Regions from separate parts of the Homo sapiens genome. Here regions 1 and 3 are each linked to region 2. Evidence: chromatin contacts called from ENCODE Hi-C or POLR2A ChIA-PET data. All regions are on one chromosome and are shown on one strand. Each heading gives the region's core, a stretch centred on a gene start or an enhancer-like site at or near the end of the contact. The rest is flanking DNA. Distances are from core to core; before and after follow the strand shown.

Region 1 (3,923 bases), core at 1,354-3,853, 420 kb before region 2:
TCACTATACCTTGTGCAGAAGGCTGAGCAGGGGATGTCCACATCTTGCCAACCCTGGAGCTCCATTTTCCCAGGGAGGACTTGAGCGGGAAAAGCAAGATGTAAGGTAGAGAAAGACTAATTCATAAAAGTAAGGGAGTCATGCCCTTAAAAAAGAAACACAAACTCCTCTAAAAGTTGAGAAACAAAAAGCTCTCGGGCCTCCCTGACAAGATTCCATAGTTGTTTCTCTCAGCGCTTAGATTTCTCCAGAGGCAGAAAGGCAGAAGCAGAACTTAGCTCACATTTCTTTGAATGAGCCATTTAAATGCCCATCACTCCACATCACTCTCATGCTCTGAATTCTTCTGTGGCTCCCCAGTGCTCAATTTTGGGGTCCAAGCGCTTGAATGCAGGATACACCATGCACCACAATCTTGCATCTCTCATCACATTCCGTTTTCAGCCACTGTCTGCCTAGCACGTCCTGCTCTTGCAACAAAGAACACTTTTAACTTGCATCGTCCTCTCATCCCAGCTTGCAAAGGAACAGGTACACATGAGGACTGCATTCCTATTCAGGGATTTACGTGGGAAAAAAAGAAATCAGTGTTTTACTTTACTTTTAAAGATGTAATATCTATGAAATCTCTGTTGTTATTTACCTATGATAGTAAAAATATTGCAAAAATTACCAAATTACGAAGTATGAAGTGACCTCCAACATCATATACTCCAAATTCCTCAACTGGTGGTTCATGAAGCTCAGAAAAAGATGCAGAGGATTCCTTCTGTTCTTTGATGAACACTTAAGGCCGTTTCAGAGAAGCAGCCATTACACCCCTTTCCTTCTGGGCCTGAACTCAGGCTCCTTCCTAATTTAAGGAAAAAGTAAAACACCAACCATCCTCAGAAACCAACCTTCTTTACAGGCAGAAGTTTCTTCCAACCTGTTACCTGCGAATTTCAAAATCATACCTCCTGTCTGCCAAACAAGACTGCCAGCTTCTCAAAGCAAGAACTATACTGAGGTAGGTATAGACACTCATGTACACAGAGACACACACACTGAGACACACATACACAGACACACATACGCTTCTCATAGCTGAAAACATGGAAGGCAGTCCATCTTTCTAGACAGTGAGTATCTAATACAAGTCAAGACACAGTAATTACGCTACAGACAAAGGGAGGGAGGATAAAAAGGAAGGTCACTCTGATTGAAGAGGAGATGGTTAGTAGGGGGATGGATGCAAAGGCCAGATGTGGGAGAAAGAGACTGGCAGGCCTAAGGTCAATTCTTATCTTGTCAGTGTGGAGAAAAATGTGTTACCAGCAGCGTTTAGTCTAATGATGTGTGAGAGATACACAAAACAAAAAGGGGGGTGAGGGTTTTGGGTAGAAGGAAATCATGATCGTAGTCCACTCCTGAGCTAAAGGCCTGAGCCTGGGAACCAGTGGGAGGAATGAAACAGACGGATGCATAGAGAGATGCTGGAAAGAATAATCAAGTGGATATGATGGCATTGGAAATGAGGGAAGGCAGGAGAATAAACCACAGTGCCTTGGTCTTTCAATTTTGAGGAAGAAAGATCCCAAGGTCAATAACACCTCACTTATGCAGAGGCCCCTTGGCTCACAAACTCAGCCATCCAGATGCAGCCCCCTCCTTCTCAGACTGCTCCAGTGCCATCCACAACATTCCACACAGGCCCTACACACAGGACATGGCCCCGGCTGCCTCCGCTGCCCGCCACTCATCCTCATCTCTACTGGATCCAGACACTTGACTCATTCGTGATCCTCAAACATGCCAAGCACATGCTGACCCCGGAAGGAGCCTTCTGTAAGAGAGTGGGCAGGGCCTGAGCCCGGGGAATGCCCAGGGTTAAGGGGAAGCAGAGAAAAGCCCTCAAAGAGGAGTGGCCAAAAGAGGTGATGACCGTGCGCCATGGAAGGGAAACCAGAGATGCAAAAAGCCAACGGCAGTTCATGCACATCAAAAGCTTCAGGGGCATGCAAGTGAATGGAAACAAAGTTCAGTTGAAGAAAGGAATAAAGAAAGGAAGGAAAGAAGACAGAAATGGGTGAAAGCCTTTCACAGCAAATATCTCTGGCAGACAGAGCAGGGAGCAGACCCCAGAGGAAGGAAGTCTAAAAGAGCTTCATCCCTCACCCCACTCGTGCATTTTGGCAGCACCCACCTAAGAGTACACTTTGGGGAAAGAGGGTGAGAGAAGCAGGCTCGCTCTTACTACTACCCCCAAATTAATTCCTCAGCAAGCCTTTCCCATTCATTATCATCATCTTTTCTTCATAAATCAAGTCTGCCAGACTCAAAGACTGGAACATTCAGGAAGTGCTTACTCAAAACATAGAAACATCAATATGGAGACTGCAGACCCCAGAATGATAACAGGGTGAGCTATATTTATATCCCACGGCTGGTGATGCCTCAGCACACTTCACTCTCTAGAAATTCCGTCGGCTTAATTTATGTGGCTCATTCCTCATTCCCTTTCAGCTGACAGGCTTCTTATCTTTTTCATTTGGAAACTTATCTGTAGGAGTTCCCAAACCCTCACTGTCGTTCGTTTTTGAAGTACCTGCATTCTGTCTCGAGTTTCCGGTAGATAAGTAGGGCTCCCTTAGATGCTGTCTGCCTATACCCCATGACTGTCAAAAATGTCCCCACCCTGGGATCAGGCATCAGATCCTAACAACACTGACAGAGTGAAGGGCACGTTTCTCCCTTTGGTGGGATTTTCTCTTCCAAGCCATTAAAACACTTTAAGATGCCTTTTCATATCTTTGCTATCTTTAGATTAGATGCTTAATGCATAAATCAGCCCAAATAGAGTGATGGAGTAGCGGGGAGAGGCTGACGCATTTCCTCACGTACAACCCAGCGTTTGAGTAAAAAAAAAAAAAAAAAAAACTTTACTCAGAAAAAAGATAAGGCTAAAATCAGATCTCAGATTAAAAATGGTAAGGAAATTGCAACTAGCTGTAGCCAATTCAAGCTGAGCCAATTATCACCAATCATAAAAGATGACTTATAAGAGGCCCTGGTGCCCCAGTACAATGGAGCAATTAAATCTTTATAACTGAGACAAAAAAAATGCCACATAATTAGACACAGCCAGAAAAGGGTACGTATGCTTCCCCTTCCTGTGGCTGGCCCATTAGGGCAGGCATGCAGCCATTTCTTCACTGCCAAAAGGCCAATCCATTCCCCCCATCACTCAGCCTGCCTGAATCGCATCTGACACTGGCCACTAAGGTGGAGTTTCCTTTGGCCACAGGCCACTAACAATCCTTGAGTTCCCGCCTATCCCACGTCCAAATAAGTACAAGAATAACAGTGTCCTTATCCCACAGGTTACATGTGAAAAATATCTAGCTGTCTATTGAAGAAGTCAAGGGCATAGCTTCCGGAGCTAGGCACTAAGGTTCAAATCCTAGCTGCGCAACTCCCTAGCAGTTTTCTCATCTGTAAAATGTGCATAATCATAGTATATACTTCACTGAGTGTTGTGGGGATTAAAAGAATTAATATATGTGAAGGACTTCGAAGCGTGACTGGTATATATTAGGTGCTATGTGAGTCGGTTGTTGTTATTACATACTTCCCAATAGTATCATTATCATCATCATCATTATTATTAAGCACTTTACAATAGCAAGAGTTGCCATCAGCAGCCAGTTATGAGGCTGTTATGCTTATCCAGGCTGGACAAATCTGGGCCACTGGTTAGAGGAATGGAGAAGACAAGCTGACACCAAGAGACAGTGCAAAGGCAGGTGCACGACCTTCCACAGATGCCTGGTGCAGGCGGGAAGGAACTGGAGACGCAAAGTGGGACTCCAGGATGCCGCACTGGGGAGCATGGTAGGGCGTGCTCCACAGAGGGAAGGGGGGAAGAGAGAGGACCAGGAGCT
Region 2 (3,750 bases), core at 371-2,870:
AGCCTGGGATGGAGAGGTGGGTGGGCCCAGGCCTGGGGCGTGGGGTGGCGGTGGAAGGTCTGGGGTCTCACCCTTCGGAGTTTTGAGTCTTGTCTGGCTCCAGGGAGGGAGATCCAGGGGAGATATTTACGAACGGAAGCCACACGATCAGCTTGGACTTTTAGGCCAGTCACTCCGCCTTAAGTGGGTGCGTGAGAACCAGAAGAGGGACTGGCTGTAGCGCTGCAAGTGAGATCCTGTCCCAAAAGATGAGCCTGACTTAGGCTGGGCCCCGCAGGCCGGCAGGGCCAGCCGGCATCCCTGGTAGGGGAATCGGGAAGGTCTCAATGATAAATCTGTGTGTGGAGACTCAGAGGGCACGAAATAGGCTCTGCTGATGTCCTCTGCCCCTCATAGCCTGCCAGCCACCCCAGCCTTCACCCCTGCCTCAGCATCCTTCCAACTAGTTGAATCAATCAGGAGCCCAAGGGAAAGGAATTGGTCCCAGTGTATGAAATGAGTCTGACCTACTGGGGAAGTCAGAGAGGAGTGTCCCGAACTGGGTGGGAAGGAAACGAGTTCCGTGCGCGGGGCTGGGGCAGGAGTGAGGCGCAGCGGCCGAGATCCTGAGCCCCGGGACCCTTGTTCCGGGCCCCGAGGCCTACTTGGTAGTTGCCCCTCGGGGTTCCGGGTGGGTGACTGACAGTTGCAGCAGCTCTGGGGAGGCGAAGGATAGGCAATGACTTGGGGCTCCCGTCCACTCGGCTTTGAGGTCCCCGCGGCCCGATGACCCGGCCTCGGTGACAGCAGCCGCGACGGCGGCAATCTCGACAGGGAGCTAGGCGGCTCATGGTGGGTCAGGGGGCGACCGAGGAGGGACCACGCGGCCTGTAGGGGGCAGCGCCGAGCTCGGGAGGAGACAGCAGCCGGCGGGTGGGGTGGGTCTGGGCTGCCCCCTCCGGGAGCTGCCCCGGGGCCGCACGGCGATTGTCATACCCGGCCGCCCCTGCCCGCCGTGGGCTTCCTCTCGGCGCCGCGGGCCTTAACGGGGCTCTGAGGGGACGTGACAGAGCTCGGCACGCGGCAGCCTCTGGGGAGTTAGGGTCCGGAGAGACCCACGCGTCGCCCCCCGCCCGCCCGGGGCCGGGAGATCCTCGGGAGCCGCCTCCGCGTGTCCAGAGAGTGTCGGGGCGGCCGCCACTTCCCCTCGCCCTTCGCCGGAGGTGGGCGCCTTTTCCTGCGTGGCGGGTGCTCCGACCCCAGTTGCTCTGAGCCCCGGGGAAGCGCGCCCCGAGCCCCTGACGTGGGCGCCCCGTTACCTCGGGGTGGGTGCCTGGGGCCCCTGAGGTGGGCGCGGGTTGCCCCGGGGTGGGCGCCCGGCCCGCGCGGGTTATTTTTGGCGCCCGCAGAGGCGCGTGTGTTGGGGCGTGTTTTCCTTCCCCAGGTGCCGAGAGCCGGGGCTCCGCCGGCGCCGGAGCTGACTCGTCTCTCTCTTCTTTCCCCTGCAGGAATCTTCCGATAATTCTGCCGCCGCGACTTTAACCGTGCGCAAGGCGAGAGCTCGAAACAAACATCACATCTAAATTAAAAAAAAAAAAAAGCGGAAGAAGCGGCCGAGGCGGCGGCGGGAGGAGAGGAGGAGGGGCCGCGCGCGGCGGCCCGAGGCGGCGGCGGGGACGCGGGGACGCGAGGACGCGGCTTTGTGCAGGCGGGTCGCGGGGCGCCCATGGCGGAGTGCGGCCGGGGGGGCGCCGCCGGCGGGGCCCTGCCCACCTCCCCGGGCCCGGCCCTCGGCGCCAAGGGCGCCCTGAAAGCCGGAGTGGGGGAAGGCGGTGGCGGGGGAGGTCGCCTCGGCCACGGGCGGGCGCGCTATGACAGCGGCGGGGTTTCCAACGGAGACTGCAGCCTCGGCGTGTCCGGGGACGAAGCCCGGGCTAGCCCTACCAGGGGACCCCGCGGCGTTGCGCTCGCCCCGACCCCCAGCGCGGTCGTCTGTACCCTCCCCCGGGAGAGCAAGCCGGGCGGCCTGCCCCGCCGGAGCAGCATCATCAAGGTAGGTGGGAGAAGGGCGCTCATCGCCCACCCTCAGCCGTCCTTGGATTCTATTTTCTCCCTGGGGGAGTGGTGGTGGAAGGAGGAAGCCCACTGCTAACAGGAACCACTGGAGCATGGGTGCTTGGGGTGGTTGAGCGGGGATTGGATGCAAATGGCATGTGGAAAGAATGGAGAGGTGATCCCTAATGTGCAGGGGGAGCTGTGCTCAGACATCCTCAGTTGAACTTGGGGCTGTCACCTCTTCCAGGATTGGTCTGGCATTAGGGCCTTGTACCTGCCGGGGTAGGGCATACTCTTATGTGTAGCCTAGTCTGGTTAACAGACTCCCTGTAAGATTTCTATTGTATCTTAAACACAGATAGGGATTATGTGAAATGTGAGAACATTTTCTTAAAAATCCCAGGCGGCGAACAGAGGGTGAACAGAGATTATTTAATAGGGTTCTTCTGATCCGTATACAGTTAGTTGGCTCTTACAAATGTTTACACTTCGAGGGTGCAAAATCTCCTAATATCCGGTCACTCAGTCACAAAGAAAAATAGAGTAGATTTCTGAACATAAATGCAGATTTCCGCTTTCTTAGGCTCAAAAGCTCAGAGATTACAGTTCCACACGATTTAATCTTTTTCCTTGCTGCAGTAGGCAGGCCTCGAGTACTGTGGAAGTTCTTTTGGGCAGTTTGCTTGGTTTTGCTTGCACAGTGTTAGCGGAAGAAAGCCAGCGATTGTTTTGAGCATTTTAAACTCAAGAAGTAATATTAGGAACTCCCGAGTTTGTGTTAGTTTCATTCTAATGTTACATTTTGGTTCGCAATGTAAAAATATTTTTCATGACATGAAGTGCAAAAAAAAATAGTTGATGAGCTAAGAAGAGCAGAGCCTTAGGCAAGACCAGCTCATTCGGCTCGCTCAAGTTTGGAGCAAATGAAAACATTGCTTTCTGAAAATCAAGGAGTTATCAGGACAGGGAGCAGCAAAGCAAATTGACAGGCTGCACCCACCCTTCCTGTGGCTGATAACTGGTGGGAGGGCAGAACGTGCCACAGTAAAGAGAGTTGGCAGTGGTGGTATCTGAAATTTTATTGGACCTACAGAAATCTTCCAAGTACTGTGAAAATGTCTGATGGTGTTATCAACTTATGCAGTAATCTAGTGAAATATACCATCTTGCTACTCTATGTAAGAGGCAATTGTGAAACTGCATTTCCCTTTGTCATCTGTTTGCGCAGTTTATGTCTGGGCAAGGACACAATTTGAAGGGTTTGGAGATGAAGTGTATTAACTACCTGCAGCACACACGTAGAGATAAACTAAGGAAAGTAAAGTGTCTTTTTGCTGCATACATAGCTTTTAGTGACTTACGTTTTCTTTTACTCTGTAGCTTATGTTTCCATGGAAGTTGCTTTCAACTGTGCATGATAATCAATCCTATTGACAGAGTTAGGTGACATTTCTGTTTTTATTTGTCATAAAATATTTGTGGTGATTTTGCATTGTGGTGTTAATAAAATTTGAGGTGAAAATTCCAAAGAAGATACCAGCCTACCTAATTTTAACCCCTTTCTTTTAATTGTTTTGAATACTTGTTTTTGCATTAAAAAATCAAACTTTATTAGTGTCCATAGTGAGATTCATAGTGTAACTTACTGAATTACAAAAACATTTGTTTTAATTTTACATTACTGGGCGATAAGCAAGAAGGATGATTTGTTAGTAT
Region 3 (3,991 bases), core at 149-2,648, 450 kb before region 2:
GATGGCTTAAGCCTGAGAGGCAAAGGTTGCAGTGAGCTGAGATCATGCCACTGTGCTCCAGCCTGGGTGACAGAGTGAGACCCCATCTCAAGGAAATAAAAAAGAAAAGAAAAGAAACCAATATGCAGCCAGGCTCAGTGGCTCACACCCATAATCCCAGTGGTTTGGGAGGCCAAGGTGGGAGGATCGCTTGAGGCCAGGATTTCAAGATCAGCCTAGGCAACATAGCGAGACCTTGTTTCTACAGAAAAAAAAAAGAGAGAGAGAGAGAAAGACAAACTAATACACATAAAAGGCAGACACTGAGAAAAGTCTTGCCCTACCAAAACATGTGTGAATTCTGGGTTCGAGCAAAAACATGCACCACCTTTCACTTTGAATTCTAATGTGTGTTGACGTAATGTGTGTTGATGTAGAGTAAGAGCCCCAGAGCTTGATCAACCATGAAGAAATAAAGGAAAGGAAAGGAAAGAGGAGTCAGTCTTAGACACGCAACCTCATGCCTCACAGCTGTCCCTTATGAGCACACCAGCCAAATGCTTTGTCTACCTGCAAAGTGACTTTAAAAGGAGAGAACAAGGAGGAGCTGCTCTGTACTCCCTTTTTAAAATGTGGCACATGCTGTCATTCCTTCTATGATAGTTGGCCAAAAGACAAATCTGATTTCCTTTCCCAGACTTCATTTTAATTTTTATTTTTATGAAAGCAGGAAAAACATACTGCTCTCTCCATCCCATCCTCACTGTTTTTTTTTTTTAAAAAAATTAATATTGTTCCTTTTGAAAGACTAACCCCACTTCTCTTTTCTTAATTAGGCTCAACTGAAATATAGGCATAAGCATTCAACTGGGCAAGCCAAACTGAAAAACATCCCCAAGCCCTGAAAATCTAAATCAAGACCAAACCAATTATAGCATTTTATTTAGGTGGTGTTTATTTTTTGTATTTTTTTAACTGTCAAGTGATTGACAGAATTTATGGTAGGCGCAAAATGTTAAAGTATTTCTAGACTTTGCGGGAAGACATTAAGTTTGTCTATAGCCTCTAAACAAAATTATTTGTTTTCCAGTCATGCCTTTCAGTTTAAAAGTATTGCACTTTTACTAGCCACATCATTCTGGGCATATGCTTCTTCTGAGGAGACATTTTTCTAGCTGAGTTTAATCCAGTGAGTTAAAAGAGGGAAAGAATGTAAAATGGAACTCTCTACTTGCAGTTGGACATGCATTTGTTTTTCATCGCAGGATGCTAGGAAAGAAACCTCTCTGGTTGTCTAACTGTTTGCCTCACCTGTCTGAGGGCTGAGGCCCTGAGGACAGCATGCAAATTTCAACCCCCAACCCCATCCTCTCACTTCCCCTCCTCTATTGAGCATAACTTAGCCGCAACAGGATGCTACCCATTCACCCGTGGAGGCCTTACCTGTCGGTTTTCTTGATCAGGATGGCTCTAAAGATGTGCTCCAGGGGCGTCTTCTCCCGCTCATGGGTGGGCTGCACGAAGGGGTGCAGGGCCGCCAGCGAGAAGCCCTGCTGGTACAGCTCCAGGAGCTGGGCGGGCAGGTCACGCAGGGAGGCCAGCCTCACTGCTGAGGACCCAGGGAGCTCCGCTGGAGTGGAGAGAGGAGAGGCTCATCAAAGACCCATCACAACGCCCACTCAGCCCTGCCCAAACCCCTCTTCCCTTGCCCTCGGGGAGGATCCTCTAGGTCACTGCTAAAATGAGTTTGTCCCAGTTTTTACTGTCTTCAAACAGACTTTATAAGCAGCCTGTCGTTTTCCAAATCACCCAAAGGCATTAATAATTGGATGTCGGCCAGGCGTGATGGCTCAGGCCTATAATCCCAGCACTCTGAGAGGCCGAGGCAGATGGATCGCTTGAGCCGAGAAGTTTGAGACCAGCCTGGGCAACATAGTAAAACTCGGTCTCTCTTAAACAAACAAACAAACAAACAAACAAACAAACAAAAACAAAAAAACCCCCTCAAAATTAGCCAGTGCTTGTGGTCCTGGCTACTCAGGAGGCTGAGGTGGGAAGATCGCTTGAGCTGGAAATGGGGAGGTTTGCAGTGAGCCATGATAGGGCCACTGCACTCTAGCCTGGGCAACAGAGCAAGCCACTGTCTCAAAAATGAAATAAAATAAAATAATAATGGACTGTCTTAGATCTAGAGTCGTCTTATCAGTGATCACAATGAAAAAGTCATTTCCACCCTCTAAAAAAAAACACACAGAAATAAAGAAAGAAAGGAAGAAGGGAAGGGAAAAGAAGAAAAATACATTGAGCAAATATAAAAATACTAGGTGGCAAAAAGCAGCATAAACAAAGTCAAAAGACAAACTGGAACAAAATTTCTGTGACCCTTAAGACAAAGGGCTAATTTCCTTAAATTTGCAAAACACTCCCCACCCCAAAATAATTTTTAAACGGGAAAAATATATGAATAGGCAATTGCCTTAAAAGTGTAAAAGGCTAACCAATATTTGAAAACACACTTTAATTCAGCATTAGAATTACACAAATAAAAACCAGGAATATTTTCACCTATTGAATTATTTTAAAATTTGGATTTTTAATTTATTTATTTTTGAGAAGGGCAAACAACGTTCAAAAGTCAAAAGGTACAAATGTGTATTCAGTGAAAAGTCTACATCCTAGCCCTATCCTCTACCTCCTACATTTATTTCCTTAGAGGAAATCAGTATTATCTTTTTGTGTGTATATGCATTAACAATCAAAGAATTCATACAAAAGTGAACAGGTCTATATATTTCCCTCCTCTTCTACACAAATGTCAGCATAACATTACACACCTAGCTTTTTAGAATCAATTTTTATCAATTAACAGTATACTTTTCGGCCAGGGGCAGTGGCTCACGCCTGTTATCCCCGCACTTTGGGAGGCCAAGGTAGGCGGATCACTTGAGGTCAGGAGTTTGAGACCAGCCTGGCCAACATGATGAAACCCCATCTCTGCTAAAAATATAAAAAATTAGTCCGGTGTGGTGGTGCATGCCTGTAATCCCAGCTACTCGGGAGGCTGAGGCGGAAGAATCTCTTGAACCTGGGAGGCGAAGGTTGCAGTGAGCCGAGATTGCGCCACTGCACTCCAGCCTGGGCAACAAGAGCTAAACTCCGTCTCAAAAAGCAAAAAAACAAAACAAAACAGTATACTTTTCTTAAGAGACCATTTCATAGCAGTACACAGAGTGCTTTCTCATTCTTTTCTACAGATCCATTGTGTGATATACCATGGAGTATGCAAACTTTTGCTCTTACAAGTAATCTTTTAGTGAAAAATCTCATTCCTACATGATTTTGCATGTGTGCGCTTATAGTACATATACAAAATAAATTCCTAGATGTGGAATTGCTGGGTTAAAAATATATGCATTGTGTGCCTGTATCAAAACATCTCATGTACCCTATAAATATATACACCTACTATGTACCCACAAAAAGTAAATAAATAAAAAATCAGAGATGTAAATATATATATATATATATATATATATATCACACACATATGTATGTGTGCATTGTAATTTTTTCAGCTAGTGCTATTTCCCCCATAGAGTATTATGGATTTATCTGCCATCAGTGATGTATAAAGTTATTTCTTTTCCCATACTCTGACAATTCTCAGTGGAAAAAAAAAGATCCCTGTGACATGGTAACTTATATTTATCTTATTATGTAATTTGTATTTTTTCTTATTAAACATTTCATATTTAAATGCTGTGTCTCCTTGTCTGTGAACTGTCTGTCCATTATCTTTGCCTCGTGTCCTATTTAGTCATTGGGCTTTTTTTCTATTGGTTTGTAAGAACTCTTTACATATTAGGAAATTTAGTTTTTGATGTATCTGCCCCCAATTTGTTGCTTGCCTTTTGACTTTGCATATAGTGGGTTTTGCCATGAAAAAAAAAATTTTTTTTTTTTTTTTAAGACAAAGTCTCTCTCTGTTGCCCAGGCTGGAGTGCGGTGGTGC

The links. A loop is a pair of places that touch in the nucleus more often than their neighbours do. ChIA-PET counts read pairs that join two places held with the same protein, here RNA polymerase II (POLR2A). Pooled maps may share reads with other maps.
Region 1: a loop to region 2 is called in a map of naive thymus-derived CD4-positive, alpha-beta T cell, with 4 times the contacts of the local background. The contact joins the enhancer-like site here to the promoter of PLCL2 in region 2. A Hi-C loop is called at or near these places in 1 of 168 maps with a recorded cell type or tissue (naive thymus-derived CD4-positive, alpha-beta T cell). POLR2A ChIA-PET finds 5 or more read pairs at or near these places in 1 of 52 experiments (OCI-LY7).
Region 3: a pooled map shows a loop between it and region 2 (3-fold over the local background). The contact joins the enhancer-like site here to the promoter of PLCL2 in region 2. A Hi-C loop is called at or near these places in 1 of 168 maps with a recorded cell type or tissue (OCI-LY7), 1 of 37 single-sample maps with no recorded cell type and 5 of 50 pooled maps.

Annotation. Positions count from the first base shown.
Region 1 is chr3:16,465,733-16,469,655 of GRCh38, forward strand. The region is part of intron 2 of RFTN1 (raftlin, lipid raft linker 1); the gene reads right to left. Among named protein-coding and RNA genes, the nearest start is that of RFTN1, 46 kb to the right of the region's middle. RefSeq lists enhancers at 1,692-1,821, 2,062-2,191. Within about 2 kb of position 2,604, at least 7 of the 41 ENCODE cell types and tissues checked have a DNase peak (open chromatin) inside an H3K27ac peak, as active enhancers do.
Region 2 is chr3:16,883,335-16,887,084 of GRCh38, forward strand. It overlaps PLCL2 (phospholipase C like 2), which reads left to right and starts at 1,621. Exons shown (of 6, transcript NM_001144382.2): 1 at 1,621-2,032. The coding sequence starts at 1,706. LOC105376972 (a long non-coding RNA gene) reads right to left here and starts at 1,008. Exons shown (of 3, transcript XR_002959616.2): 1 at 511-1,008; 2 at 72-236. RefSeq lists enhancers at 1-473, 1,476-1,971, 1,972-2,471 and silencers at 774-1,443, 1,654-1,983.
Region 3 is chr3:16,432,429-16,436,419 of GRCh38, forward strand. RFTN1 (raftlin, lipid raft linker 1) reads right to left here. Exons shown (of 10, transcript NM_015150.2): 3 at 1,423-1,609. Among named protein-coding and RNA genes, the nearest start is that of RFTN1, 79 kb to the right of the region's middle. RefSeq lists a silencer at 1,297-1,426. Within about 2 kb of position 1,399, at least 3 of the 41 ENCODE cell types and tissues checked have a DNase peak (open chromatin) inside an H3K27ac peak, as active enhancers do; they include OCI-LY7, where a contact is called at or near this core.